Regions from separate parts of the Homo sapiens genome. Here region 2 is linked to region 1. A link is an interaction called in ENCODE POLR2A ChIA-PET data of the cell type or tissue named here. Cell type or tissue: MCF 10A. All regions are shown on one strand. Each heading gives the region's core, and the rest is flanking DNA. Links, peaks and the distances in the headings are about the cores only.

Region 1 (16,567 bases), core at 5,666-13,665:
TTTAGCTTGCTTTAGACTTATTACCTAGTGGGCTTCATTGAGTCCTAGAATGCATTGATTTTCACTTTAAAATAATGCAGTTTCATCACTTCATTAATTTTTTCCCTTAACATTTTTGCTTAATTAGTACTATTTCTGTACTGAGATTTTTTTAACATATAAAATGTAGATACAACTGTTCTATGATGGCTGTTTTTGCCAAAAACATGCCTGCCCAGGATGCCTTTGTCAGTTGTTTTCATGGCATTTGCTTGGTGGAAAAGTTGTGGGGGTTATGTAGAAATAAAAACGAGAATAAATTTCTGCAGCCGATCTAAATACATATTTTTAAAGTCAAGAATTATGTTTCCCATTAAATAAACGTTCTCATTTATGGTCTCCGTTCATATAGTGATGGGTCCTATTAGCTGTCATTATCCTTCTATTCTCATTAGGAGAGAAAAATAGTCCAGGCTCCTAAAAGTATCTTCATGAGAAGTATCAGCTCCTAATTAGCAGTGACTGTAATCTTTTGGAACACAGGGTTAACACTTCCTAGATAAGTTGCTATTATAAAGTTTCTTCATCTTTTAAAAGCCATTCCTGCTAGTAAAACTAGGTCGAAATGAAAAAGTAGACAGTTTTTTCTTTTATCAAATGCAGTTTTGTAATAAAATTGTACGATGAGCTTGCACAAGCTTTTTAAAATATCATTGCTGCCACTGAATACATCTATAATTTATTTATTCAAGAATGTTGGAGGCATTTTTGATTTATTTGTTTTTAGAGAAGTTTTGTTAAGCAAGATAATGAGCAGAGCTGGTGTTAATCATTTACTATGCAACTCTAAAGAATGAAAATTTTGCATATCTTTAGCACTGTTGGGGAAAATAAATTCACTCAGTGCTAATGGTCTATCTGTGTAATTTTTGAAAATACTATCTTACTCTGGAGAAATGTAACACACCATTGTGCTTTGCTAAAAGCTAAACTAATCAATACATAATTACACATTTATATGTACATATGTATTAAGTAATTATAATTGTTTGTTATCTGTAAAGATGATAAATTAACATGTGGTTGGTCAGTGCCTTAGGTGTCTGCTATACTTCTTCTTATATAACTTGTGGTCTGTATTTTCAACAAAGGACCATGAGTGTGTGTGCAGTGCATGTGTGTGGATACATACGCAGACACACACCCTTACGTTTAGGTATGTATTTTCAGCAGAGGACCACAGATGCGTGTGTATATGCACATGTGTGTACACACATGCATACACATCTTTAGTTGTATATTTTTAAAGGATCACAATTACCTTAGTGTCTCATAATCTTGTAGTAATATTGCTTTTAAAATTCTTGGGGATGTGTGGCACATGTTCTAGATTTAAAAAATAATTCTAGTAAAAATAAGTATTGTCATTTATAATATTAATCATGAGAATCTTGCTATATTTTGTTATATTTATGAACATTTAAATGTTACTTAAAAACACAATGGCAGCTTTCTAAAACATGAAGTTTATTTTAAAATCTCTTAATGTGGTTTATTTTGTATTTTGTGAGGATTTGAAGATAAGTGTTAGAGTACAATATAAAAAGAAAAATGTAAGGAAGGATTTAAAAACCAAATACTGTACTGTGGTAATCATGTCATATGTGCACTGTCTTTTCTATATTCACTGTTCAATTAAAAAGGGGACGTTGGGCCAGGTGCGGTGGCTCACACCTGTAATCCCAGCACTTTGGGAGGCCGAGGCAGGCAGATCATGAAGTCAAGAGATTGAGACCATCCTGGCCAACATGGTGAAACCCTGTCTCTACTAAAAATACAAAAATTAGCCAGGTGTGGCGGTGCGTGCCTGTAGTCCCAGCTACTTGGGAGGGTGAGGCAGGAGAATTGCTTGAACCCGGGAGGCGGAGGCTGCAGTGAGCCAAGATCGTGGCACTGCACTCCAGCCTGGACGACAGAGTGAGACTCTGTCTCAAGAAAAAAAAAAAAAAAAAAAAAAAAAAGGAGAAGTTGGCCGGGTGTGGTGGCTCATGCCTGTAATGCCAGCACTTTGGAAGGCCAAGGCGGGTGGATCACGAGGTCAGGAGTTTGAGACCAATCTGACCAACATAATGAAACCTTGTCTCTACTTGAAATACAAAAACTTAGCTGGGTGTGGTGGTGTGCTCCTGTAGTCCCAGCTACCTGTGAGGCTGGGGCAGGAGAATCGTGTGAACCTGGGAGGCGGAGGTTGCAGTGAGCCAAGATCACGCCATTCATCTCCAGCCCGGGTGACAGTGTGAGACTCTGTCTCAAAAAAAGTTAGGGAATATTTTCTCAGAATTCTCTATGAATTCTGTAAAACAGTACAGAGTTCATCCTGACTGAATGAACACTGGAGGAGGAATACTGGGATTTCTGAAACCATTTTCATATGTATCATAGAATAGTAAGTTTGTTTAAGGAGATTTGAAAAGATATATAAACTTTTCTGAAGTAAAGAAAATATATGAAATTTTATTAATGTGTAACAACTTGATTAAAAAATAAGTGGCTCCAGATACCAGGTATTTTAAAGAATATTATATCTCAGTGTTAGGAGCTGCTTGATTAGCTTTTTTTTAGTGCCAGTAAATTTTTTCATGCCACAACATGTATGTTTTTTTCTGATTAATATTTCATACGGCCACAGAATTTATCTCCCTAAAGATGTGGTATACATCTTTTTAGATAGATGTATATAAGAATTATTACAAAATTTATATATATTAGAATTTATATATATAGATGTGTATTTGAATTTAGGCATATCCAGTTGGGAGTGCTTAGAACTTTTGCTTTTTCATAATTAGTAATGTCCTCTCCCACAGAAGCCACTGCCAGAGGTGGGAGAGTGAACGAGAAAAGGGAAAAGGGACACCTGGCTTTTCTCTGCTCCAGTTACTGCAGGATCCAGAGCTAGAAAGAGTACAGTGAGGCACATGCTTCTCTTGTCAGTAACTAAAAAGTAGGTGGTCATTGAAACAGGTATTTTCCTTTCAGAGAATGTTCTTACATTTGGGCTCAGCTTTCCTTTTATTTATATTTATATATATATATGTATGTATGTATGTATTTAAAGTCCAGGGTTAGCTTAGAGGGAGAACATGCTTTGGACAATTTTTTTTTGAAGCTGGGCTAATATTTTTGAAAGGAGGTACATGATTATAAGCAAACGTATAACCTTACCTCCAAAAATACACTATGAAGGAGGATTTATATGAATCGTAATTATAAGACTTTATAATATGGTCCAATCTATTTTAGTTTTTGAGATAAAAAAATGCTCATTTAAAAAGTAAAAATGAGAAAAATATGAAATGCAAACAAAAATAACCCAACTTGTATGACATTCTGAGCACGGAATTAGGGGAAATTCTATACAAGTAAAAAATATATGCCCAGAACCTCAATTATTAAATGGAACTTTATTATTGTTATTTCTTACTTTGTCTTTTTTATGATACCTTTATAGGCATTCAGTTTTGAATATACTAAGTCAGTCAGTGTTCTGGAGAAAATATTAAATATGCTGCATTAATTTCCTCTGGCTTCTGCATCAAATGACCACATATGGGGTGTCTTCAAACAACAGATTGTTTTTTCACAGTTTTGGTGGCCAGAGGTCAGAAATCAATGTGCCTCGGCTGAAATCCAGACGACCTCAGGTCCACACTCCCTCTGGAGGTTCTCGGGAATGCATTCTTTGCCTCTCTCAGTTTCTGGTGGCTGACAGCATTCCCTGGTTTTTCACCTCATCATTCCAATTCCCGCTTCTTTGCCATCTCCTCTGACGTCTCTATCAAATTTCAGTCTGCCTCTCTGATAAGGACTCTTATGACTGCATTTATTTTAGAGCTCACCAAGGTAATTCAGGTAAATCTTCTGATGTATAGATTCTTAACCTAATACCTTCTGCAAGGATTGCTTTTCCATTAGTAGGTAACGTTTACAGGTTCCAGGGGTTAGGACCCGATATCTTTGGGGATCACCATTCAGCACAGTACATATGTGTACACATGTTACATCTGTCTGCCAACCATAGATCCCTTGCATGTTTAGTCCAAAGTACTAGAAAGAAATTGCACCCACCCTTGTCTCTTTACGTGCACAGGGGAGTACAGTGATTGGATCAGGGAAACTTTATTGTTGGCTGTGTCCAAATGCAGGGTTAGAGTTAGGGGGCATGGAGTGGGGATTTTTGGCAAGAGGGGCTTTAGACCACTCCTGGGTTTAGGGAAATTAATCCAAGTATCTTCCCTTGTATGGATACTGCCTCCTCCCCTGGTTCCTGTTGCTTCATCACAGGTGGACCTTTAGATTTCCCTGCTGGGAGGTAAGTAGTTACTAGACCAGGGTCTAGACGAACCCCCTCCCACTGGTCCTGTACCAGCACTGAGGAAGTAATCAAATGATGTCTCTTTTGGCCTCTCTTACACTGTGCAAATGTGATTATTGCTAGAACTCCCAAATCAGCTCGGTACCAGTTTTATAGTTGTCTCTGGGAAAACTTGCCTGGGGAAACTTGGCTGAGAACCATTCTTTTGTCCCAGTAGCAGTAGCTGGAAGGCAGCTGCATCACAGGAAGTTTGAGATTATTGATGGTCAAGTGATGTCAAAAGAGTGATTGTGACATATAAGATGGCTTATGGAAGTCCTTCAGTGGATAATATGTAAAACCAAGGCAGTAAACCAGTTGAGAAAAATACATGTATGGATGGTGAAATCAGGAATACGTTTCTATAGTCAGGTCGGGAGCATTTTGTATATATACATATATACACACATACATACACACACTTATGTGGACTTATGTTCACGCTCGTGTGTGAATGTGTGTATATGTGTATCTACATTTGTGACGTGTTATAAATATAAATGTATATATGGAAATATATACATATACATATACATAAGTAAATACATGCATACAAATAATTTGGATAATCATATATTTACTTCTAAATTGTTGGCTATAGCCTAAAACAACTGTTTTATGTTATTTGGACTAGACTGTAATGAAAAACAGCTAGAATCTAAATGATTTATAAGCTCTCTGAATAAAATTGATGAAAGGATGGTGTTCTATGTTAAGTTTAGAGCCAGATTAACCAAAAAAGAATAATTGTAAAAACAAAGGACAGTGTGGTGTATTATAGATATAGAATCTATATCTGATTCTCTTTCAGTATATATATATTTTTCATGCCTGATTTGCACATTTCAAACAATAGTAAATTTCCTTGGTTGTCAGATATACATACCTAAGCTTGGTGACAAGAAGGGATACTCCTTGGCATGAAAACCGCCCCTCAGATATCAGTCATAGAAGAAAATTGCTATTTAAGAGCCTGCGAACCCCTTTGTGGGTGTTACTTGGAATCTGTCATGCTCTATGAAAAAGCTGCCCAGTTGGATTTTACAATTATTTGCTACTATAGGATTAAAAATGAAAACCTAGAATGAGTTAAAGTTTACAAAGGAAAACCAGTGTGGTTCTTGCCTAGAATTTTACACCAAGTGGGAAAGATGAAATAACAATTAGCAGAAAGCTTGAAGTGCTTTTGAATACTGAATTATATTATGGAACACTTCTTCATGTATTAATATCTTTAGAATTTAGCCAAGTATGGTAATCAAAGCATTGCTTTTCATTCTTTACCCTCCTACTCTCTATAGTTTTGGCAGAGAAGGAAGATGGAAGACTTGAAATAGGTAAAGAGAAGTGAAAATATTCTCACAGAACATGCTTTTAATGAAGGAACTATTACATAAGGGAGTCTTGTCTTTCCCTCTTCCTGTAACATTTAAGAGGACATACTTTCTTAAATGTATAAAGAGAATACCGCTTAGAAATTAACAATCTGGAAGAACTATGAAATACTTGTTCTTCTTAAATGTCCAGTGAAGAGTAATTTAATGAGAGATGAGGCCAGTAACTTAATGAGGTTAAGACACATGACGTTGCTGACTTCAGTTGCTTTTTTTCTGTAAGAACTGCAGTTTTATTTGGTTCAAACTAATATTTTTCAGAGATAGTTTGAATCATGCTTTGTTCTTTTTTGAATATTTGTTGATTGAGTACTCAACTCTACCCTTTAAAGTTTTTTATGTAAAGTCATGATTGGATAATGAAAATTATCTTTTTTAGATTACATCATTTTAGGAAGAGTGATAGAGTATTTTTTAGAAATTTGTTTGTTCGTTTTGCTTACTTGTAGAATGTAGCTGCAGTAGCTCAAAGTATCCATTTGCTCACATTTTTCTCCTGTGTACTCCAAGAGCAGTGATGCATCATTCCTGTCATCCAGGCCTCTTGTCTGCTTAGTCCCTGTTTCTAGCTCATAAATTCTGTGGTCTGGCTAAAAAACAATGTGGTTACCTTGTGCATAGGAGGTCTTGAATGTATATTCAGTTAATGGCTGAACTGGTATAATTATGGGTCTTAAGGCCAATTAGGATACTTTTTTTAATAGTCCAGCAATAGATAGGGAAACCCTTAGGTAATGAACCAGCAAAGGCGGTGGATGGATGGAAGATGATAGATTCAGGGGTGTGAGGAGGCAGAACTTGACGGCTGAATAATGCAAGCGTTGATGGAATTGGAGGAGTGAAGATTTGCTTTACATTTGTAGTGTGGCTGACTAGCCAGTGGCTGACTAGTGTTCTGTTAACCAAAATAGAGAACGCTGGAGAAGAAGCAAGTTACAGGGGTTAGGGATTACAATGTGGGAGGGAAGGTGACACATTTGGTTTAGTTGTGTTGAATTTTAAATGACCACAAGATACTCAAAATATATATTTTAACAAGGCAATAGCACCAATTTTCTCTTCTCTTTGATACTGAACTCGGAAGGGGATTGATGTGGTTGGTCAGGATTTATCTTGTCTTGTCAGATCTGTGTGTGTGTGTGTGTATTTTCATGTACACAAGATGTCTCGATTCTTGCTTAATGGTTTGGTTCTTTAGTTGTAAGATAATATGATGGTAATGTCTAACTTTCATATTTATAAAATAGGAGATTCTGAGAGTTTTAAAATTACTAAATCAGATAAGGACCACTGTAAAGTTGTATTTGAAATATATAATATTCCTTTTTTAGGACAGGTAGTGATAAAATCCTAATGAGTTGTCATGTTTTAAGATCTGTGAAGTTCCCTAATTGGTATTCATACAGGTATTTTTAATGGAAATAACTTCTTGCAATCTAAAATGTTGTGAAAGAAACTTTACTATATTCCTTCTGCCATTATCTCTAGAACATTTTCTTTTCTTAGATATGTTGTGTCTGTTGCTTCTAAAAGAATAGGTATATTGTGATTTATTAAAGGCTTCCTGCTTATAAGACATACTTTTTAAAATATTTGAACATTTTTGAAATTGTGATGTGTTTTAGAGTTAATTGGTACATTAATTTGTTTTTTCTTTTAAAACTTTTAGAAAAGCTTTTATTAAATCAATTAACTGCCTCAAAATGGATGGTCTCTTAGAATAACATAAATACTGTATGTTAAATTATTATAATGTACTACATAAGACATTCATTGTTCTCATGGGACCTTTTGATTAGTTGATTCCAATTTTGGCTCTCAAGTTATTTCTTATATAGGAATTTAGTGTTTGAACTTCGGCCTCAAACACTGATTTTTGTGACCTGCAGGCAATACATTGAGAATTTATTAATGAACTTATTATTCCTCCAGAAATTTTCTCTTTATGTGTCATCTACTTCGCTGTTATGTTCTGAATTCTTTGACAAGTGGGGCACCTCCCCAAGATTTGGATACCTTCTTCATGTCCCTGTTTCCAGTGCTCTGTCATGAAGGGACGTCCTCTGATGCCAGGGAGTGGATTGATGGCTTATGACCTTTGACCTGACTCATGGCCTAGTCAACTTTTCTTTGTGCTAGCCTGGGTTTGCTTTGTGCTTGGATGGTTATCCACTTCTGTAGTCAATAGCTAATTTGGATAGTTTTTCATTTTTATTTTTAAAGCAACATTAGAGTGTTGGCAGAGATATCAATAGTTTTATATTTTAAAACTATTATAGTTTAATTTTTAAATAAAGGAAACACATTTTTGTTGGTTTTAGACTTAGGAGTGATTTTAGTAGGGGAGAAAACAAGTTTGTGGACAGGACCAAAATACTTGGAAGTTGATGGATTTAGCACATAGATTTTTGCTGCAAAAGAAACAAAGCATTGGGGGATTGTTTTCAACAGTCACAAAAAATTGGAAACAACTCAAATGTTCATTGACTGCCACAATGTGATACCATTTTTGAAAAGCTCAAAAACAAACCACACTAGGCAATGTATTAGTGTGTAATACATTACTAATGTACTAAGCAGTGTATTAGTGTGAAATGCTGAATAATATCATTATTTCCTACTTGATTTTATAGCTTTACCATGGATGGACTGGTAGTTTTAATTTTTAAATAAGGGAAACTCCTTGATTTTATAGCTTTACCATATATAGCTTTACCATGTCCATCCATGGTAAATCTGTAAAATCGAGTAGGGAATAATGATATTACTCAGCATTTCTTAGAGAATAGGCAATGAGATGAGAGAAGGAAGGGACACAACACGTATCGTAGTGCATTCAGACTCACCTGAAAGTCACATCTGTTCTCAGTTGGGTGGGAAATACCATGTAATGAAAACATTCTTAAGATCAGTTTTAAAAAGGCAACTTAATAATTGGTTATCTTGTGGAGAATCATAAATGTACACCTAGGATATGAATTAAAAAGTTCCTAGGATTGTATGGATATTTATGTATTTCTTGGTATTTAAAAGTTATTTAGGAAGAGTTATTTAAAAAAGTTTTATGGAAAGTAAGTCATTAGATGGAAGTTGTCTAACTTGGACAAAAAGGGCTAAATATTGCTAATTTCTTCAGAGGCAAAAAAAAAAATATTCTCAATCTCACCTGACAAATGTGAAGATCAGATGTGAAGGATTTGGAAAATACTGTAAATTTAGATGCTGTTAAAGCATAAAGTTTATTTTCCTCATCCTTTCTATTCTTGCCTTCTTTATAAAATGTAATCATTTGGTATTGTGGTTCCACAGAGTTTCAGCTTTGCTTGAAACTATCTTCTTGCCTTTGCCTATGTGTTTGATTTTAGTAATTGAACTTACGTATTTGTTTTATGTTAGTTGCTTTAACATACTTTCTCCATCAATTTTGGGAAAACAGAACAAAATGCTGCAGGTGGTGAGGATATATGAGGAATATCAATATGTATAAGTACGCATTTAGAGTAGCTGAGAGTCTAGTTTTGCCTCATTTAGGAAACCGGTCTTATGGTTATTCATCAGTCTGGATGTCTGTTGTAGCGTCTAACTCCAGCTCTGCCAAGGATCCTGCCTCATACGAGGAGTCTGTATTCATTTGCTCACTCTGTCTGTGTATAGCAGCCTGGGATTTCTTGCATATCTCTTCTTTATTAGTTGGTTTATCACTCCAACTTAAATACAGTCATGTGCTGATAAATGATGGGGATATGTTCTGAGAAATGAGTTAGGCGATTTTGTTACTGTGCAAACATCATGGAGTGTATTTACATGAACTAGATGATAGAGCCTACCACACACCTAGGCTAGATGGTATGGCCTATTGCTCCTAGGCTGCAAACCTGTCCAGCATGCGACTGTACTGAGTGCTGTGCGAGTGTACCTAAACATAGAATGGTACAGTAAGAGTACAGTACGAAAGATAAAAAGGGGTGCAGTTGTATCTGTGCAGGGCACTGAATTGTGAATGGAGCTTGCAGGACCGGGAGTGGCTCTGGATGAGTGAGTGGTGAGTAATCGTGGAGGCCTAGGACATTACTGTACACTACTGTAGATTTTATCAACACTGTTCACTTAGGCTACACTAAATTCAATTTAAAATTTTTTCTTTTTTAATAAACTGTATCTTACTGCAAGTTTTTCACTTTATGAACTATTTTTTAAAGTTTTTGACTCCTTTTTGATAACATTTTGCTTAAAACACAAATATTCCATAGCTGTTCAAATGTATTTTCTTATATCCATATAAGAATGAGAATATTCTTATTTTTTCTATCCTAAATTATTTTATTGTTTTACTTTTAAAACTTTTTTGTTAAAAACTGTGACACAAACACATTAGCTTAGGCCTACACAGGGTAAGGATGATCAGTATCCCCATCTTCCATCTCTGTATCTTGTCTCAGTGGAAGGTCTTCAGGTGCGATAACAGTTGTGGAACTGTCATCTGCTATGATAACAATTCCTTCTTCTGGAAGGCTTTCTGAAGGACCTGCCTGAAGCTGTTTTACACTTAACTTAAAAAAAAAAACGATAAGTAAAAGGAGTACACTCTAAAGTAATGACAAAAAGTATTATATAGTAAATTTATAAGCCGGTAACATAGTTGTTTACTATCATTATCAGTTACATACTGTTAATAATTAGTTATGATATACCTTTATATGTTTGACAGCAAAGCTTTATTTATAGCAGCATCACCACAAACGAATAATGCACTGCACTGAGATGTTTGGATGGCTATGAGGTCATTAGTCAACAGGAATTTTTCAACTTCATTATAATCTTACGGGACCATTGTCATATATGTGGTTAATCACTGATTAAAACATTACATGGTATGTGACCATATGTAATATTTTTCTTGCTCACATTCGTTTCTAGTTTTTTTTTCATTTAATTATGTAACTATTTCCTCACTTTCTCTTTTTATTTCTTGTTGCAAAGGAACATATCATTAACAATTAAGTATTTACCTGCTTAAACAGAAAACAGAACCGTGATTTCAATAAAAATACCTTGCATCCAGTCATTTCCGGAAGGGAATTACATGGTATTCATAATGCGTAATACATTTATTATGATTTGTAGAATATATGCTGAGAAAAGGAGAATGTGTGAATTGTGAAAAATTATTTCCTCATAATGACTTGACTTGGTTGATTTATGGTTAAATGTCATTTAGTACAACCATTGAGAGGCTTTCCTGGATTTTTTTTTTTTAAGACAAGATTTCACAAACTTTAAGTTTGGCATGTTATTAAATAACTGAAGAAAAATCTAAGCTCAGCAGAATTTCAAACCACTGATTCTGTGTTACATACATGGATTGTGTGTATGTGTGTGTGTATGTCATCTTTGAATATTACCATCATTGCTATTATTTGCCAATACTGTCTAGGGTTCAGAACAAGTGCTGTTTTTGGTACCATTTTGCTGACGTTCAGCACAAGTTTAGCTGCATTAGTAAAGCTCATATTATCCTATCTCTTAGTTAAAATGTCAATATTTTGAAGAATTTTCATTATGAATATAATTTTCTGAGTGAAACCATGCAATGTATAACACATATACTTTGAGGAGAAAGTAACAAGATAAATCACTTCATACATTTATATACACGTATGTTTTTGGGTAGAATTTTAAAATGAATCTAAGTGAAGTTTAATGGTTTGTAACATTGAAGAATTTGTCAAGAATTATCAACTACAGTTCTACATAGGAAATAGTTAAATGTTCTAGTTTTTAGGATTATAAAAGCTGTCAGGCATTAGAAAATTAAAATGTTGCTTGGTGATTTTTAGAATATTTAAAAAATGTGCTTAGTATGTTTGTAAATATGGGGATATGTTCAACTATTTTAATGCTATAAAGTTTCTTTTCCCAGGTTAAGCTCTTGTGATTAGGCATGACTCAGGGCTTGCAAATAATAAAAATTATGATCAATAATTTTCACACAGCAAGTTTTCAGAGATGATAAAGTTTTTCAGTGTTGCTGACATTTAAAAATTCTTTCTTTTTTTTTTTTTTGTCCTCTGCAATAAGTAGTCAAATTCTTGAGGACTCCTAATATATATCTGGACAACACTGATCAGAAAAAGCTTGGGTTTTACTATTGAGAACATGATTATTCAAATAGCCTTTCTACCACCAAAATTACACATTACAGGTTTAATTTAAAATTAGCTGACATATCATTGCTGCACATTTTTATTTGAAAACATTAAAAGACAACTTACAAAGTTTTAATTTAAAATTGTTTATTAATACAAATAAGATTTTGTTTCTGCTTCAGTTTTATCCCTTTTGACTTTAAAAGCCAAAGGGAAAAATTTCTTCCAATCACTTTCAATCTATAGAAAATGAAAAGAATTTTAATTTTATGGCCATAATCATAAACAGTACATTAGGTTTTGTATAATAACATGTACCATTAAAAGACTTCATTATGGCAGTATCCTATGATCTTCACATCAAAATGAGGAGGAAAGAACATTATTAAGTATGGGAATTTCATGGCAGTTTTACCTGTTGTGGACCCTGTTATGTCAAAAATATAGTGCAGTGACTTCTGAACTAGCTGACAGACACGAAAGCCGTTGTGTCACTGTGTGTTATCACCTCCTGTAACTGAAAGTGCTCCCAGAAGCCAGTTTGTGTTGTGGAGTTCTAGATGAGGTCTTCATGGGTGCTGACCATAAAAAGTTCATCAAAGTAATGAGGCGAAGAGAGCGCTTGGTGCTCATGGGCAGAGCTCAGCACCAAGGAGTGTGAACTGGCTCCAGCTGTGACAATAAAACAGCAGGTGGCTGCTGTCATTAGGGGTGGCAGATGAGGCAGGGGACTAACATTCAGCCCACAAAACTCTCATTTGTTAGCCATTGCCACTGTACCATGCAAAATAGCTTCCATCTCAGTCAATTTTCCTTTGCAGAATATTATACACAGCCATAGGAATATGAGAGCATCGCGTGTACAGGTCTCCTCTCTGCTGTCCTCCCCTCTCCTCTCATCGTGGCTCCTCTGCTCTGCCCTTTCCTTACCTTATATTTTCTTCACATCCCCCAGCCTTCTTGCTGGAAAACACTACTTCATCAACGATGTTGGGTATGGCCTGTATCAATTCCAGTAAGGTATTGGAATTTTAGAAATTAATGGTGCCCATTTTGCCCTCATGCTGCAATTATTACTTAGACTTAGATGTTGTTTTAACTATGTAGATGATCATAAAACCTAACTGAGATACCGTTTTTTAAGAATCCATACTGTCTTTGTTATCTGTTGTGAAGAATTTAAAACTGCAGTGAAAGAAAAAGAGGAATGCAGCAGAGATGTCAGAAAAAAATTCCTGTATTTATTGTTTGAGATGCCTTACCACAAATTTCAGAATTTATTGGCTCCCGAATCATTCTAGTTTGGAAGTAAAGGATAGTTTTTAAAAATAATATATGTGTCTGTGAACATTTTAGTATACTGTTATTTTTGAAAGTACAACAGTAGGTCAAGTCTTAACATCTTATTTGGGGAATAAAACTCCAAATAATAGAAAGCTTTGTATTCCATTTAATACAGGAGGCAAAGGAAATTAAAGAAGTATGATAAGTTATTGGAGATGTATCTTATTGGAAACTATAAAAATTAGAAGAGTGTGAAATTGTCATTCTTTTTTGGAACTTTTCTAAGGCAGAAGAGAGGCCTAAATTCACTGGACAAAGTATGAGGTTGGTGCAAGGGTCACAGTTTTGTCCATGAAAGTCCTTTCCAGCCTCATTTTCACCCAAATCCGTGCTATAGCCTTGGCACATATGTAAGCTTCTCAGACTGGTTTACATTTTCTCACACTTTTCTTCTCTTCCAGGAATATCATCCTTCTCATGGAAATCCTAGTTATCTGTACATTTTACTTCTTCTTTGAGAGTATCCTGAATTCTTTTAGGCATTACTATATCTTACCTACATTATCATCTTGTGGTATTTTTTGCCTACCAACATAAGATGCAAAATTGTTTAACAGTTAATTGCTTTTGTCGCTCATTTTACTGATATGTGAACTTTAAAATAAAACCTAAATGAGTGGTGCAGTATGTTCTTTTTCAGCTGAGGGAAAGTCATTTACTTTTTAACTTGATTCATATGTAAATCATCAGCTTTTCTTTTCTATAGATTTATTCTGGACAGTTCATATGAATGTGATTATACAATATGTGGCCTTTTGTGTCCAAATTTATTCAACTGGCATGTTTTCATGATTCATTCATGTCATAGCATGCATCAGTGCTTCCTTCTTGTGGCCAACTAATACTGCATTGTGTGGACCCAGCACCGTTTGGTATTCACCCGTTCATCATTTCATGGTCATCAGGATGATTTTCACTTTTTAGATATTATGACTAACGGTGCTGTGAACGTTTCTGCACAGATTTTTGAGTGGACATAAATTTTCAGTTTTCTCGGGTATATAGGAGTAGAATTGCTGGATCTTGTGCTAACTATATGTTTAACTTTGTGAGAAGCCATCAAATGTTTCTTGCTAGCAGTGTATGAATTTTTGAATTTCTCTGTATCCTCAACAAGACTTGTTGTTTGTCTTTTTGATTATAGCTCACCTGATGTGTTTGAAGTGATATATCATTGACGTTTTGATTTCAATTTTCCTGAAGAGTAATGCTCTTGAGCAACTTTTTATGTGCTTTATATTGCCTATTTTATATATTTTATGGGGAAATATCTATTCAGATCCCTTGCCCGTTTTTACTTTGTATTGTCTTTTTATTGAGTTTTCTGAAATTTTTATTCTGGATATTGTCTTTTTAATTTATTGATTGTGTCCTTTGAAGCACAAACTTCTTTAATTTTCATGAATTTCAATTTACTCTTTTGTCATTTGTGCTTTGGTGTTATATCTAAAACCATTGCCTAATTTAAGATCCCAAAGATGTATTCCTCTAAGATTTTATAGCTTTTTACCCCTTACATTGGGATTTTTGAATCACTTTGAATTACTTTTTGGATATATCATTAGGAAGGAGTTCATTTTATTCTTTTCTAATGTGGCTACGCACGTCTCAATACCATTTGTTGAAAAGTCTATTCTTTTTTTTAAAATTTATTTATTTTATTATACTTTAAGTTCTAGGGTACATGTGCACAATGTGCAGGTTTGTTACATATGTATACATGTGCCATGTTGGTGTGCTGCACCCATTAACTCGTCATTTACATTAGGTATATCTTCTAATGCTATCCCTCTCCCCTCCCCCCACCACACGACAGGCCCCCATGTGTGATGTTCCCCACCCTGTGTCCAAGTGTTCTCATTGTTCAATTCCCACCTATGAGTGAGAACATGCAGTGTTTGGTTTTCTGTCCTTGCAATAGTTTGCTCAAAATGATGGTTTCCAGCTTCATCCATGTCCCTACAAAGGACATGAACTCATCCTTTTTATGGCCGCGTAGTATTCCATGGTATGTATGTGCCACATTTTCTTAATCCAGTCTATCATTGATGGACATCTGGGTTAGTACCAAGTCTTTGCTATTGTGAATAGTGCCGCAGTAGACATACATGTGCGTGTGTCTTTATAGCAAGCTGATTTATAATCCTTTGGGGATATACCCAGTAATGGGATGGCTGGGTCAAATGGTATTTCTAGTTCTAGATCCCTGAGGAATCACCACACTGACTTCCACAATGGTTGAAGTAGTTTACAGTCCCACCAACAGTGTAAAAGTGTTCCTATTTCTCCATATCCTCTCCAGCACCTGTTGTTGCCTGACTTTTTAAATGATTGCCATTCTGACTGGTGTGAGATGGTATCTCATTGTGGTTTTGATTTGCATTTCTCTGATGGCCAGTGATGATGAGCATTTTTTCATGTGTCTGTTGGCTGCATAAATGTCTTTTTTTGAGACGTTTCTCTTCATATCCTTTGCCCACTTTTTGATGGGGTTGTTTGATTTGTTTCTTGTAAATTTGTTTAAGTTCTTTGTAGATCCTGGATATTAGCCCTTTGTCAGATGGGTAGGTTGCGAAAATTTTCTCCCATTCTGTAGGTTGCCTGTTCACTCTGGTGGTAGTTTCTTTTGCTGTGCAGAAGCTCTTTAGTTTAATTAGATCCCATTTGTCAATTTTGGCTTTTGTTGCCATTGCTTTTGGTGTTTTAGTCATGAAGTCCTTGCCCATGCCTATGTCCTGAATGGTAGTGCCTAGGTTTTCTTCTAGGGTTTTTATGGTTTTAGGTCTAACATTTAAGTCTTTAATCCATCTTGAATTAATTTTTGTATAGGGTGTAAGGAAGGGATCCAGTTTCAGCTTTCTACATATGGCTAGCCAGTTTTCCCAGCACCATTTATTAAATAGGGAATCTTTTCCCCATTTCTCGTTTTTGTCAGGTTTGTCAAAGATCAGATGGTTGTAGACGTGTGGTATTATTTCTGAGGGCTCTGTTCTGTTCCATTGGTTTATATCTCTGTTTTGGTACCAGTACCATGCTGTTTTGGTTACTGTAGCCTTGTAATATAGTTTGAAGCTAGGTAGCGTGATGCCTCCAGCTTTGTTCTTTTGGATTAGGATTGTCTTGGCAATGTGGGCTCTTTTTTGGTTCCATATGAACTTTAAAGTAGTTTTTTCCAATTCTGTGAAGAAAGTCATTGGTGGCTTGATGGGGATGGCATTGAATCTATAAATTACCTTGGGCAGTATGGCCATTTTCATGGTATTGATTCTTCCTATCCATGAGCATGGAAT
Region 2 (16,567 bases), core at 5,696-13,695, 75 kb after region 1:
CCATTTGACCCAGCCATCCCATTACTGGGTATATACCCAAAGGACTCTAAATCATGCTTCTATAAAGACACATGCACACGTATGTTTATTGCGGCACTATTCACAATAGCAAAGACTTGGAACCAACCCAAATGTCCAACAATGATAGACTGGATTAAGAAAATGTGGCACATATACACCATGGAATACTATGCAGCCATAAAAAATGATGAGTTCATGTCCTTTGTAGGGACATGGATGAAATTGGAAATCATCATTCTCAGTAAACTATTGCAAGAGCAAAAAACCAAACACCGCATATTCTCACTCATAGGTGGTAACTGAACAATGAGAACACATGGACACAGGAAGGGGAACATCACACTCTGAGGGCTGTTGTGGGGTAAGGGGAAGGGGGAGGGGGGAGGGATAGCATTAGGAGATATACCTAATGCTAAATGACGAGTTAATGGGTGCAGCACACCAGCATGGCACATGTATACATATGTAACTAACCTGCACATTGTGCACATGTACCCTAAAACTTAAGTATAAAAATAAAAAAAAATAAATAAATTTCATTGAACTTAATCTTTGCCTATTACTCTGTTAACTTTGTTTTAGGAAGCCTTTATCCTTTTGCCATTGTCTTTGCATGAAGTAGCATGGCAGACTCTCTGAGAGCTGTTTCAGAAAGCTCTGGATTTGTGTCTTCGCTTTTCCACTTAGGATTTGTGAGATGTCTGGCAGTAGCTTAGAATTTTTGTGTGTGAAAGGAAATAATATTTATTTGAGAAGGTTGTGAAATGTAAATGAGATACACATTTTATAATACATAGCACACAAACTACTTAGCAAATTGCTTACAATGACTTCTTTACTCTGTTTCACATATACTACCTTCAATGTAATCCCCCTCTACACCCAGAGAAAACAGCCAGAATTTGGTTTTCCCATATTATTGTTTATTTTTTTCTAGATAACCTATAATTCCTTTGAAGGTAACATCTCTTTTTTCCACCACTTCTGCTTTTATGATTTTGTCTTTGGTTTTCAACACATTGATTATAATGTGAAGTGAGAGTGAGAGAGAGAAAGTTGTGTGAGCGTGTGTGTGTGTGTTCGTTCTATGAGGTTTGATTAGCTTCTTGAATGTAGGGGTTGTTGTTTTTCTGCAGTTTTGAAACTTCCCCCATTGCCTCTCTCTGTACTACCTCTGCCTCACCCTGTTCTTCTGGGACATTTTCGACCTCTGTGTGGATCCCACGTGTCTCTCATGCTATGATCTGTTCTCGTTGTTCCTTCTCCTTACTCTTTAGTTTTTATGATTTTTTTTAATGACTTTGTCTTAGAATTCAGTAATCCTGTCCTTTGATATGCCTTCTTTTAAGCCATCCAATGAATTCTTGATGAAAGATATTTTGTTATTTGGTTCTAAAATGCTCACCAGATTTTTTCATGTAGACTACAGTTTTTGTTGCGGTGCTCCATTTTTTCATCAATTTCTTGTCCCTCATTTCATCTCTTTGATGTGGTCATCATAGTTCTTTCAAGGTTTTTACTTATTTTTACCCTGAATTGTTGGTTACACCTTGCCTGTCTACAGGCCCCGATGGTGTGATATGACAAGAAGGATGGCCCTTTTCTCTGTTAGGCAGAAAAGGGAGGAGTGGTTGCCTTGTCCACAGCAGATTGTGCTGCGCTGGCTTGCAGTTTTAGTAAGACTTGGTCCCTGTGTGGTTTGTCCCTGTGGACATCCTGTGTTTTTGATTGAGCTTGGACAGGTGGGCATAGCTTCTCTCTCCTCAGCCCTCAGAGACTGCATGAGGGCTCCTTGTGTTCTGGGGAGGTCTTGGGCTGAGTGCTTCAGGCTCACACTCTGCGCAGCTTCAGATCCATGGAGGTGAGGCACTGTCAGGTCCATTCGCTCAAACGGGAATTTGTCTTCATGATGCCGTGAGGCCACAGAACACTTCGCTCTGCGTCACCCCCTTCACCCCACACCCACCACCTCATCAAAGCCAGTGTCGTGGGAAGACCTGCTTTGCCACTGGGGTTCCTCCAGTTTCTACTCTGTCCCATCAGCCCAGGGTGAGGGCCGGTATTTCTGCTCATTTTCTCTTACCCCACTGGAGCCCTTCATCTTAGGGAAGCCAGATGTGTGGCTGACCTGGAATCACCAAGTAACATGGGGGAGGAGGTGGCATCTGTTCATAGCTTAGCTCCAAGGGCCCCTTTGTCCGCCTCCTCCTCTAATTCGTCTTGTTCTGGTAGCTCCCACAGCTTACTCAGTATCTTGAAGGACGTGGTGGTTGTAATTAATGCCCCCTTTTTTGGTTGTTGCAGTAGCAGCTTTGGTTTGCAGGATCTATATATCCTATCAGGAAGTGGAAATTCCTAATTTTGTAGGGAACTGAGAAGTTGTAATTTACTAATTAGTCTTTAAAATTGTATGGAAAAAATTCTTAGTAAGTGGAATAGTAGAAGGAAAGTGATGTAAGTGGATGTCCCATTATCTGCTTTCTGTGTTGGATGTGTGGTTCCTACCCTTCATGGCATAAGGGCATATTTCATTTCTAGTTATAACATTAAAATCATGTTTTAGTAGCATTGAGAAAAGTTCAGAGACCAAATAATACTCCTTATTGGTTTTGTTTGTGAGTTTGTTTTTGTTTTTAAGATACAGGGTCTCCCTCTGTTGCCCAAGCCAGAGTATAGTGGTGCAGTGATAGCTCCCTGTAACCTCCACCTCCTGGGCTCAAAGTTCCTCCTTCTCAGCCTCCCAAGTAGCTGGGACTACAGGCGTGCACCACCACACCCAGCTAATGATTTTACTTTTTGTAGACACAAAGTCTCACTATGTTGGTCCTGAATTCCTGGCCTCTAATGATCCTCCTGCCTCAGCCTCCCACAGTGCTGTAGTTACAGGCATTAGTCACCGCTCCCAGCCACTACTCTTTATGTTCTCAATAAATGATTGGTATTAGTCTTAAATGATCCTAATGTATGTTTACTTGAGCTATTTTTAAAGGATTTATTTGAATATAAGTTTCCCAGTAAAGAAGGAAGAAATTCAGTTTGTTGAAGAACAATCAGTATGATTTTATCCTCTGTCAATTTCCAGTGCCCTGACTGCATTGTGGATAGTATATGAGAAACAGAAGAAGATAAACATATTTTTTTATCAGGAAGGGAGAGGATTAAAAAGTAATTTTTCCAAAATGATTGTCTTTTTACAGATTTAAAAAAATGTATAATCTTACTGCGTAAAATTTTTTCTCATATAATTTGATGAAAAATTTGGTTTTATTCTTGTGTATTTGTTAGGCATTAAAATAATATGAGTGGTCTCTATAGTACTTTCTTGGCTTTTTTCATTTACCCTTAATGAATTTGTTATGCTAAAGTAGAGATACATTATGAAATATACAGTACATTTTTAAAATTCAAAATATCATATTATATAATCTTTATTAATCAGACTTTTATTTCAAAATTTTGTTTACATTATAAAATTTTACAATGTAAAATTACATTATAAAATTGTTATTATAAAGAAATAAAAGTTTATGACCAGAAGTATAACAATATAAATTAAACAAAATAAAATAAATGGATCATATTTTATCAGTAGAATTTTTGGTAGGATTATAACCTACCAAACAAAGAAAATGGATTATAAAAATTAGGGTTATTAATTCTATATTTACAAATGTTTCTATGCTAGAATATGTGATTTTATTTTATTTATTTATTTTTAGAGTTGGGTTCTCACTATGTTGCCCAGGCTGGACTATGATCTTACTTTGAAAAGTTGGATATTATTATCTACATTTCCTTTGTTTTAAGAATTTCCCAACAGTGTCTTATGAAAATGTCACTGACGCATCTCTGCTACCCAAGTAGCACAGTGTCGGCCCTGGTCCTGGTCACTCAGGGGCAGTGGTGTGCACTTTTGTCTTGTTTGCTTTTGTCCCTGTCTTTATCATATTTCTTCCCCTAATCTCCAGGAGAAAATGAGTTTTGTTTTATTTTGGGGGCTTATCCCTCTGTTTATGTCATACACTAGCAATATGGGATATATTGTATTTTGAGGTTTAAAAATGTAACAAACTTTCTTTTCTCACAATACTAATCAAAAAATTGTTGAATACCATTGATTTTCCATTATTATTGTTCTTTACAGAAAAGCTTCAGTAACTTGCCTGAGTTCAAAAATTAGCAGTTATTGGGAGCAAGATTCGAAGTAAATCAGTCTCTGTACAGAGGCTGTGTGACATAAACTGAATCCTGACTCCTTATTTCAGCACCTCCCTATGACATCACGATATGGCTACTATTGTAGGTCCTTTCTACTTAATTGTATTGATAGGTTATTACTGCGAAAGTATACGCCTTTGATTATGTTGCTTTCTTGCTCCACAAACAAAACAAAGCAATAGTGTCCCATGCCTCCCAATAACGTTTTGAGGTTTTCTGTGTTGTTCCAATCTCTATGTAAAATGTATCTAAGTATGGACTGCGTTTACTTCTCCAGCACGATTCGTTTGGACTTGGGATATGAATATTATTATGCTCATGAGTGTCCAAATTCATGACTGAATGTACAGGATACTCTCGTATGAAGGGACAATCATGAATTTGTTTGTGTTCTGCCACTTCTCTTTGGTTTATCCAACTAAAGAGAATTCCTTGCTGATGGGTAATTATCATATTATATTTCTGGTTACTTTGGCTGATGTTGACTTTGAGGTGAAAAATTAGATATTTCACCTTCTGATTCAACCCCTCTGGTTCATTTTCTGAAAGAGCTGAGTGGAATTTTCTTTCCAAAATTAAGATTTCATTAATTAACAAGAGCTTTTATTTGTGGAAATAAAAATCAGAAAGACCTTTTGGGTCAGTTAGCGTCCTCTGTCAGATTTTCACTTGCCCTGTCTACTCTTTATTTGTAGTCCATTTTGTCATAAGAATTGGGTACTTCCCTTAGGAAAAATTCTGTTTCTATAAATGCATTTAAAAACCTTTCTGAATGTTTATGGCTCTTAATCTTGACCCATTTCTTACTTTGTTATGCCACAATATTATTGGCATTTTGTTTGGTGGCTTTGATTTATTTAAACCTAGAATTTGGCGTTTTATTTGTGTGTTTTAATAGAATAGTGATACAATTGGATATGACATTTGTCATTTAAATTGATATCCATAAAATTCAATACACAAAGTATTATTCTAATAAGTACCTAATCTGTATAAATTGCTGAAAGTATTCACTTTTAACTTGCAAATATATTAATGATTTTGAGTTTTGATCAATATTTGCGTCAATAAAGACATGAACTTATTAAATTGGTGGTATAATTTATGTACTAGATAATAAATAAGGAATTATTTTCTATAGACCTTTATTCCATTGCATTTCTTTTCCTTTTGTCTGTTAAAATTGCTAAGGATCTCATTGATTCCCTCATATGTTTGTGCACAAAAAATTTATCTTTGAATAAAATCTTGTTGTTATTTTATGTTAATTATAATTAGGGTTGATTTTTTATTGATCTGAAAGTTTAATATGTTCAGAAATTTCAGCAAATATCTTGAATGCAGACTCTAAGAGTTTCCATCTTAGCTGATACAATGCCAGTTTAGTTGGTAGTGAGGCTCACAGCTCAAGTAGGGATATCATGCTGGTTTTATAGGAGAAACATGTTACAGGTAAAACATCTCATTGGTCATTTACTCTTTTGCAGTTTGGATTTCTGATTCTTTCTGACCATGAATTGCAGGGAGTGAGTGTTGGTGCCTCTTCTATAGTCCTGTTGTTTTTCTTATTGTGTCTGAATGATGTCTGAATACAAAACATAATTACAATGTCTTTCTATCATAGTTCCTCTTGCTGAGATAAAGTTTATGTTGTTCATTTTATAAACAGCTCCCACACATCCCCTTGTTTGCTTTGTGGTTGGCATTTTTCCCTGAAAATCACTTCTGCAATCTTCAGTCAATTTAGAAAAATATGTGTGATAATTTATATGTAAAAATAGGTAACTTTTATGATACTATTTTAGTTTATAAAATAAAAAATATTAAGGAAAATTGTGCATTTCTTTACCTCATAGCATTTAGTTATAAATTAGTCTCAAAATTACTATGACACTATTTAAGATATTTGTTTTTCAATAAATGAGTATCTATTTTTGCATTTATTAAGGCTTGTATATGTTCAAGATCCAGTGAAGACTGTCTTGGGCGTGTATAATTGATCTTAACCACAAGGCTGAGAAGTTATGTGCAGGGCTTATGATGCTACTTCCAAAGTATTAAATCCTCCAGAGAAGCCTGTAGTGTGGGATGCAAACTATTTTAAGTGTGACCATGAGGTGTTTTTTTGTGGACCATTTTAAAGCCAATGATAGGTTCTAAAGCAATCTCAACCTGAGTGAGGTAGAATGGGTTGGTTATCTGCACTCTAGCGGCCCTTCATAGCTATTGTATTCTGGATTTCAATTCGGCACTTTATGTATTAGCTAAAAATTTCATGACCAGATCTTTTGAAGTATACAAAGTAAATCTTCAAGGTGATAGTTTATCCAAGTGTAAATGTGTTGCACTAGGTCAGCTTGGAATTTTGAGATGACTTTTGGCATCATTGCATACATCTGGTTTGTGTACTGTGCTGTGCACGTTTGGTGAGTCCGCCTGTGCCCATGTCTCCCTTGTGTGTTAGTAGCAGGAGTCATAACTGGAGAAGCAGTGCCAGCAGCAAACGCAGGCATTCTCTCTCGAGCATAGCGCCATCCCGGAACCTGTGACTGCTTGTCCATGGGTCAAGTTGTCTCATATTTGATTTATTAAAATGAGTTGTTCTTCTATTCTGGACATGTGGATAATTAGGTTTGTGTGCTACATTTTTTTTGACTTTGTAATTTCTGTATTCTTCAGACATTGTAGTATTTGTTTCTTACATTGTACCTACATATATTACACATGCAATATGTGTTTATTAACCTGAGTTTGATTTTTTGCACATGCACATAAAATGGCTACTTGAAGATTTTTATTTTAGCTTATCCAGTGAAATTTGTTCACTGTCCTTCTTTTGACTAAAATAAGCGAAGCTCCTTTTACACACAGATGTATTTTAATTCAGCAGCTGCATTCTTACACTTTTTTAAAAACACACTTTGGCTAAATCAAAAATCAAATGCAAAATATAGCACAGAGAAATATCACACATATTTGTGGCCCTCTCTGGAGGACTGAGGAATAGATTACATTCACTCATATGTGGCCTGTTTCCAATCCTGATAAGTCATTATTCAATACATTTCAATAATACAACTTTAAAACATATTTTTCATTGTATTTAACTGGTTTTAAGGCCATTGAACAGTAAAAAAAAAAAAAAAGCTAAACATGAATAAAGACTAAAGCATTTTACCATGACTCTTGATAAATCATAAAGAAAACAATTTTTCTCTCTGTCTCCCTCCTGCCCTTCTGCGCTGAGACATGTCACAGCTGGAAACATGGCTTGTTTGTGACATGTCTTTTACCTCCCTGAGAGATGGGACCACATGTCAACAAAACACTGAAGCCTCATCTGAAGTCCCCCAGCCGCCTTGGTCAAGTATTCAGAATTCTGAGCCTCTGTAAAAGTTCATTATTGAAACTGTAGGGAGTTTACTATGGAAAAGGCCGGAAAAAAAATAGCTGTAGATATATTTGTATTTGGGTAAAAGTATTCACACTATGTGTTTGGTATCTTGTTATATCGGGGCTGAATCACAGTTATTGTAAGATGCTTTTTGCCCTTCCCTACATAATTTTTATGAGCAAAATTTTCCTTTACTTAAAAGGAAGTTTGTTTTGGTTTCTGAGAGTAGTCTTTAAATACAGAATGTATAATATCCGGTGAGGGTGATAGGCCTTCCTAATCCAAGGATATGGAAGTTTAACAGTGTGACTTTGAGGCTAATTTTACAAGCATACAAGGCCTACATGATCACCCCAATGTCTTCCTTGGGCACTGAATTTCTAATGGGCTTTCCTGGGCAGAACTATTGGTGGAGATGAGAGGATGCTGGGTTTGCCGCTCACAGGAGGCAGAGCCCAGGGAGCTCGGGGCATGGCATTCCTAGGACGGGACCTGTGCTCTTTCTTTTGTTCCTCCCTGTGTCCTTTGGCTGTCATAATCCCTAGCCAAGAGTCCAGCTGTGAGCCTTCTGAGTGGATCACCGAAACGTGTAGGTGGTCTTGGGGATCCCCAAAGGCACCATGCAGGTTTTGCCTCTGAATCTCCCTGCTGTCCCCAACCTGATGCCCTCTTACTCTCCTGAATTATTTTCTTGACATTCTTCACCCCTTACAGGACCTTAGCTGACTGACAGTGGATGGCCCTCCCCAGTGAGATTGTAGTGCTGTGAAGGCTTTGTTCATTGTGCTGCCTCTAGTGGCCGGCGCAGTGCCTGGCCTGTAGCAGGGCTCCATAGGTAATTATTGAAGGATGATTGTGTGAATGAGAGAGCTGGTATTTAAAATCAGCACTGAAGGAGGGCAGTGTAGAGTATTACAGAAGAAGAAAGGAGGGATCAGGATAATGAAGACAGTGGCTTAACTTTGGGAAGAGTTTTGTGCAAGTGTGAATAGAATCGATTTTCCAGTGTAAGGGAAGCAGTTGGAAGACAGGACTGGAAAGATTGTATTTCAGGATTTGCAACACTGAATAGATGGGAGGTTTGCGTGTGCACAAAACCTGGGGAGGGCAGGCAGCAGGTGTCCCAGGAGCTTGGAGCAGGCCCCACAGGCAACTGCCCAGGGATCCATGATGTCTAGTAGCCATTTGGGTTGGTGAGCAGCCCTACAGACTGCAGAGAGCTGTCCTCAGTGAGGCTGAGCATGGTGGGGTCTGCATTCCAGGGATTCACATTCATCAGTCAGGTCATCTCCACCTGGAGGGAGTCAGACCACCTATTGTGGATGGCTCTCAGGGCCTGCAAACTGGTTCAGGGACAACGAGTTCACTGTCACTAATGTTACAATTCTGTTTTGGTGCAAAGTGAAAGACTGCAGTGCTGGGGACTACTGCTTGATCAACTTCTGTTAGCTGACATTGTGAAGTAGTTTACCTATGCTCTTTTATTTCATTCTTAACCAGTCGTTCAACCTTGCCATTCTGGGAAAGTTGAAAGCTATAAATTCCAATGGCTTTAGGTTGCAGGGCTTGACCTGAAACACAAGTGCATCTGATCTCAGAGCCCTTGTTCTTTTCACTGCCTCAGATTGGGACCTACAATGACAGTTCAGTCTTAGGAACAGAAGTCTATGATGGAAGATGTCACGAAAATGGGGCATCACCTATGCCGTGAAAGTTGTGGGAAAGGAAACTAGGGATGGTAAATCAGGTGGTTGGAATTGCAGTCTGGCTCAGGAAAAGAGGGAGAGTGATACTCTACAACGTCTGGCTGAGGGGCACATGGTAGCAGACAGCACCAGTCGTAGGCAGAAGGCTAAGAATGCTTATGCATGTGTGTTCTTTCTCAACCCCTGATTTCTTCAGAGATTGGGCAGGGACATCATCAGTCTTCAGTTCTGTGATCGATGCCTTGTCTACAGAGGAGCTGCAGAATGGAAAGAAAGTTTAGGTACTAGTGTTATTAGGTTGGTGCAAAAGTAATTGCTGTGTTTGTCATTAAAAATAATGCCAAAAACCGCAGTTACTTTTGCACCAACCTAGTATTTTGCAAAGTCTTAATTGAGAAGTTTTAGACTTAGTTTTCAAGGCATTGAGAAGCTATGCAGTATTATTTTTATTATATTTTAAATTCTGGGATACATGTGCAGAACATTGCAGTTTTGTTACATAGGTATACACATGCCATGGTGGTTTGCTGCACCCATTAACCTGTCACCTACATTAGGTATTTCTCCTAATGCTATCCCTCCCCTAGTCCCCCACCCCACAACAGGCCCCCGTGTGTGATGATCCCCTCCCTGTGTCCATGCGTTCTCATTGTTCAACTCCCACTTATGAGTGAGAACATGTGCTGTTTGGTTTTCTGTTCTTGTGTGAGTTTGCTGAGAATGATGGTTTCCAGCTTCATCCATGTACCTGCACAGGACATGAACTCATCATTTTTTATGGCTGCATAGTATTCCATGGTGTATATGTGCCACATTTTCTTTATCCAGTCTATAATTGATGGACATTTGGGTTGGTTCCAAGTCTTTGCTATTGTGAATAGTGCCGCAATAAACATATGTGTGCATGTGTCTTTATAGTAGAATGATTTATAATCCTTTGGGTATATACCCAGTAATGGGATTGCTGGGTCAAATGGTATTTCTAGTACTAGATCCTTGAGGAAATGCCACACTGTCTTCCACAATGGTTGAGCAGATTTACACTCCCACCAACAGTGTAAAAGCATTCCTATTTCTTCACATCCTCTCCAGCATCTGTTGTTTCCTGACTTTTTAATGATTGCCCATGATAACTGGTGTGAGATGGTACCTCATTGTGGTTTTGATTTGCATTTCTCTAATGACCAGTGAGGATGAGCTTTTTTTTCATATGTTTGTTGGCTGCATAAATGTCTTCTTTTGAGAAGTGTCTGTTCATATCCTTTGGCCACTTTTTGATGGGGTTGTTTTTTTCTTGTAAATTTAAGTTCTTTGTAGATTCTGGATATTAGCCCTCTGTCAGATGGATAGATTGCAAAATTTTTCTCCCATTCTGTAGGTTGCGTGTTCACAATGATGGTAATTTCTTTTGCTGTGCAGAAGCTCTTTAGTTTAATTAGATCCCATTTGTCAATTTTGGCTTTTGTTGCCATTGCTTTTGGTGTTTTAGACATAAGTTTTTGCCCATGCCTATGTCCTGAATGGTACTGCCTATGTTTTCTTCTAGGATTTTTATGGTTTTAGGTCTTACTCTTAAGTCTTTAATTCATCTTGAGTTAATTTTTGTATAATGTGTAAGGAAGGGGTCCAGTTTTAGTTTTCTGCATATGGCTAGCCAGTTTTCCAAACACCATTTATTAAATAGGGAACCTTTTCCCCATTGCTTGTTTTTGTCAGGTTTGTCAAAGATCAGATGGTTGTAGATGTGTGGTGTTATTTCTGAGGCCTCTGTTCTGTTCCATTGGTCTATATCTCTGTTTTGGTACCAGTACCATGCTATTTTGGTTAGTGTAGCCTTGTAGTATAATTTGAAGTCAGGTAGCATGATGCCTTCAGCTTTGTTATTTTTGCTTAGGATTGTCTTGGCTATGTGGGCAGTTTTTCATTTTCACATGAAGTTTAAAGTAGTTTTTTTTCCACTTCTGTGAAGAAACTCAATGGTTGCTTTATGGGGATAGCATTGAATCTATAAATTACTTTGGGCAATAAGACCATTTTCACAATATTGATTCTTCCTATCCATAAGCATAGAATATTTTTCCATTTGTTTGTGTCCTCTCTTATTTCCTTGAGCATTGGTTTGTAGTTCTCCTTGAAGAGGTCCTTCACATCCCTTGTTAGTTGTATTCCTAGGTATTTTATTCTCTTTGTAGCGATTGTGAATGGGAGTTTGCTCATGATTTGGCTCTCCATTTGTCTGTTGTTGGTGTATAGGAATTTCATATCCAGCCAAACTAAGCTACATAAGCGAAGGAGAAATAAAATCCTCTACAGACATGCAAATGCTGAGAGATTTTTGTCACCACCAGGGCTGCCTTACAAGAGGTCCTGAAGGAAGCACTAAACATGGAAAGGAACAACCAGTACCAGCCACTGCAAAAACATAGGAAATTGTAAAGACTGTCGACACTATGAAGAGACTGCATCAACTAACAGGCAAAATAACCAGCTAGCATCATTATGACAGGATCAAATTCACACATAACAATATTAACCTTAAATGTAAAAGGGCTAAATGCCCCAATTAAAAAACACAGACTGGCAAGTTGGATGCAGAGTCAAGACCCATTGGTGTGCTGTATTCAGGAGACCTATCTCACATGCAAAAACACACAGAAGTTCAAAATAAAGGGATGGAGGAATATTTACCAAGCAAATGGAAAGCAAAAAAAAGCAGGAGTTGCAATTCTAATTTCTGATAAAACAGACTTCAAACCAACAAAGATCAAAAGAGACAAAGAAGGGCATTACATAATGGTAAAGGTATCAATGCAACAAGAAGAGCTAACTATCGTAAATATGTATGCACCCAATACGGGAACACCCAGATTCATAAAGCAAGTTCTTAGAGACCTACAAAGTGACTTAGACTCCCACACAATAATAGTGGGAGGCTTTATCACCCCACTGTCAATATTAGACAGATTGACAAGACAGAAAATTAACAAAGTTATTCAGGATTTGAACTCAGCTCTGGACCAAGCAGACCTAATAGACATCTATAGAGCTCTCCACCCCAAATCAACAGAATATACATTCTTCTCAGCACCTCATTGCACTTATTCTAAAATTGATCACATAATTGGAATTAAAACATTCCTCAGCAAATGCAAAAGAACAGAAATCATAACAAACAGTCTCTCAGACCACAGTGGAATCGAATTAGAACTCAGGATTGAGAAACTCACTTAAAACCACACAACTACATGGAAACTGAACAACCTTCTCCTGAGTGACTACTGGATAAATAACGAAATGAAGGCAGAAATAAAGATGTTCTTTGAAACCAATGAGAACAAAGACACAACGTACCAGAATCTCTGGGACACATTTAAAGAAGTGTGTAGAGGGAAATTTATAGTACTAAATGCCCACAAGAGAAAGCAGGAAAGATGTAAATTCCACACACTAACATCAAAATTAAAATAACTAAGGAAGCAAGAGCAAACAAGTTCAAAAGCTAGCGGAAGACAAGAAATAACTAAAATCAGAGCCAAATTGAAGGAGATAGAGACAGGAAAATCCCTTCAAAACAATCAATGAATTCAGGAGCTGGTTTTTTGAAAAGATCAACAAAATAGATAGACCGCTAGCCTGACTAATAAAGAAGAAAAGAGAGAAGAATCAGATAGATGCAATAAAAAATGATAAAGGGATATCACCACCAATCCCACAGAAATACAAACTACCATCAGAGAATACTATAAACACCTCTACACAAATAAACTAGAAAATCTAGCAGAAATGGATAAATTGCTGGACACATACACCCTCCAAAGTCTAAACCAGGAAGAAGTCAAATCCCTGAATAGACCAATAACAAGTTCTGAAATTGAGACAGTAGTCAATAGCCTACCAACCAAAAAAAGTCCAGGAACAGACGGATTCACAGCCGAATTCTACCAGAGGTACCAAGAAGAGCTGGTACCTTTCCTTCTGAAACTATTCCAAAGAATATAAAAAGAGGGAATCCTCCCTAATTCATTTTGTGAGGTCAACATCATTGTGATACCAAAACCTGTCAGAGACACAACAACAAAAAAAGTTCAGGCCAGTATCCCTGATGAACATCGATGGGAACATCCTCAAGAAAATACTGGCAAACCAAATCCAGCAGCACATCAAAAAGCTTATCCGCTACGATCAAGTCGCCTTCATACCTGGGATGCAAGGCTAGTTCCAAATACACAAATCAATAAATGTAATCCATCACATAAACAGAACCAGTGACAAAAACCACATGATTATCTCAATAGATGCAGAAAAGGCCTGTGACACAATGCAGCACCCTTTCATGCTAAAAACTCTCAATAAACTAGGTATCAATAGAACACATTTATGACAAACCAACAGCCATTATCATGCTGAATGGGCAAAAACTGGAAGCATTCCCTTTGTAAACCGGCACCAGACAAGGATGCCCTCTCTCACCACTCCTATTCAACATAGTATTGGAAGTTCTGGCCATGGCAATCAGGCAAGGGAAAGAAATAAAGTGTATTCAAATAGGAAAAGAGGAAGTCAAATTTTCTCTGTTTGCAGATGACATGATTGTATATTTAGAAAACCCCAGCATCTCAGCCCAAAATCTCCTTAAGCTGATAATCAACTTCACCAAAGTCTCAGGATACAAAATCAATGTATTTTTAAATATGGTTTTGAAACTTATTTAGATTGTTAAACAATAAAACTTAGTTTTAATATGAACAGAATGTGGGTGTCAGCATTAGGTGGTCAAAAATGTATGCCAATAGGAAACTGAAAACCCGGGTTGTGGCTCTGTGTGTCTGCAGTGCCTAGTTGTGTGGTCTTGGTTTTGTCAGGTTTTGCCTTTCTATATTTTAAATGAGAGGCTTATGATGTATTGATTCTTATGTGATCATGCCTTCTTAGCATTAGCTAACAATCTAATTTTCTGTCTGTTTGTTATATTATTGCATTTCCACATACTGATATATAGGAAATTTAAAACAGTCAGAAAATGTTTAGGGTATGTGGCGTATTGTCACAGGAACCCAGTATGGAATGAGATGGGAACTGTGACTTGCACTAAGCTAGCACAAAGCATCTGTCTATAAGAGCTCACCTAACCACATACACTAAACTGTTTGGCTACAGAATTTTTACTTTTTAATCTACGGTTGTATTTTATACACTTACAGAGTCAGCTTTTTCTTGTCATTCAATAAATACCAAAAGGAATTTCCATGAGTTTTTATTATTAGGTTACTTTACTTTTGTAGAACTTTCAAAAACTTTCTTCAGTTGGCTATTTTTGGTTTTAAATTAGAGGAATAAAGTTGCCCTCAATGAAGGTATTTCTTCAAGTCTGTATGCAGGTAAGTCTAGACATGTGGTTGTACTTCTGGTTATATGGCAATGTGGTGAATTTTAGAAAACTGATAGGAGAGAGAGAGAGAGGAGAGAACACCATGTCGTTAGCCTGTTTCCTGCACACTTTCTCTTTTTGCATTTTATTTCATTTATCTCAGTCATAACTTGTCAAAGTTACATGTAATACTCTTCTCAAGGTTGATCTCTTAGGCAGTTGGCTCAAGAGCCGTGTGTGTGGTAGTGTTTGAGCTCCATTTTCTTCAGAAACAGAGCAAGTTTTACAAATTAAGGGACTGTCTTTATTCTCTCCTTTGGGAAATACCCATGTCATATCTACATTTGTGGTGTTCGTAGGGTCAGGTAGGGAGAGGGATTCAGGAGACTTGTTTGTCAGTAATTTTAATATTTTCCTCCGAAGCCAAACAGAGAATTCCTGCATCCACTGGAATGTCTGATTTACCCTTATTAGTACTTAGTGTCCCAACTCCCCAAGCAGAGCGGGAATTTGGGAACACTGATAGCATGAGGGTTAATGTATCAGTAAGCAGTGATGTCATCTTCACTGGCAGCATGAGGGTTAACGTACAGTAAGCAGCGATGTCATCTTCTAGAGCAATTCCCCGTCTCTGTGCTGTGGAACAGGGCAGACAAGATCATTTTCAAACTCCCTGTATTCTGAATGAATGTTTTTAGACTTTGTATTGAATCAGTTTTCAAATTATAGAAAAGTTGTGAACATCATACAAGGAATTTCTGTATTTTCTTTGTCCAGAGACCCCATTCAGGTTTCCCCTGTCCCAGTAATCCCTTCACAGCAAAAGGATCCAAGACCAGTTGTCACGTCTTCCTTAGTCTACTTCAACCTGGAGCAGTTCTTTAGTTTCTCCTTAACTTTCTGACCTGGACATTTCGAATACTAGAGGCTAGTTGTTTGGAAAATGTCCCTCGGTTTGGATTGATCTGATGTTTTCTTATTGTTAGACCCGGAGTATGTATTTTGGTATTGAAAAGCATATGTATTTTGTGGAAAAATACTTGGAGGTGATGAAAATTTCCATTTCTTTTTGTACTTTCACCCACTTGGTTTAGTGTCCATTGATGTTTCTAGCCTGAATTAGTGCTATAATGGTTGCCAAATATAGACTTTATGTTTTGATTTTTCTGTTGACATTTCTTTTCACTTTATTTATTTTTCTTAATTTGTTGGTATCAGTTTGCGCTCATCATTTTTTCTTTTATTCATTGAGTTATACTCCATTGTTTTCATTTTTTTTTTCTGATGCTCTATCATCCCAGATTTGGCATATGGGAGCCTCATCAAGCCACCTCATGTGTCCTTTTGATGTGTCTCCATTATTCTTGAAGCACTTCTTTCTTTGCTGAAATCATAGGCCTATTTTGTTCTTTCTTTGTCTCAGCCCTGGAATTGTCTCTTTCTCCAGCTGTCTGTTTCCTTTTAGTAGATAATGGCATTTAGAAACCAACATCAGATGCTAAGAAATCCTTATGCCTGCTTGGATGTCACTGTTTCTGGGACCTCTTAGTAGACAAAGCTGCGAGGTTTGCACACATTTACATCTGTGTGTATTTCTAAGTCTGTCTTAATGTGTTGACAACCATTAGGTCACACTAATACCACCAATTCCAATTCTGATCCGACCTCACAGGGTTAATTTTAGCTTTTAGCCTTCCCATGTTTGTTCATACCTCCCTTCTATGAGGAGATGAACTCTACCTTACATTATAGTTAATATTTGTTTGTTGTTTGTTTTTTAACCCTATACATAGCTGATTTCTGGTGCTGCCGGTCTGCCTCGCTACTCAGGTGCTCCCTTCTCCTGGGCCTCCGCTGCTT

What was found. ChIA-PET counts read pairs that join two places held together with the same protein. Peaks named below come from ENCODE experiments on the same cell type or tissue, not always from the same donor. Only the 100,000 strongest peaks of a DNase experiment are listed, where the experiment ranks them.
Region 2: POLR2A ChIA-PET joins it to region 1 with 5 read pairs; 3 of 35 experiments call an interaction of 5 or more read pairs at or near these places.

The regions. Positions count from the first base shown.
Region 1 is chr18:74,736,449-74,753,015 of GRCh38, forward strand. The region is part of intron 3 of ZNF407 (zinc finger protein 407); the gene reads left to right. Among named protein-coding and RNA genes, the nearest start is that of ZNF407, 150 kb to the left of the region's middle. In MCF 10A, for the core only: no CTCF peak of the experiment used is centred there; a DNase peak (open chromatin) is centred at 9,813.
Region 2 is chr18:74,811,496-74,828,062 of GRCh38, forward strand. The region is part of intron 4 of ZNF407 (zinc finger protein 407); the gene reads left to right. Among named protein-coding and RNA genes, the nearest start is that of ZNF407, 220 kb to the left of the region's middle. RefSeq lists an enhancer at 7,660-8,482. In MCF 10A, for the core only: a CTCF peak has its summit at 8,461 (motif pointing left); no DNase peak of the experiment used is centred there.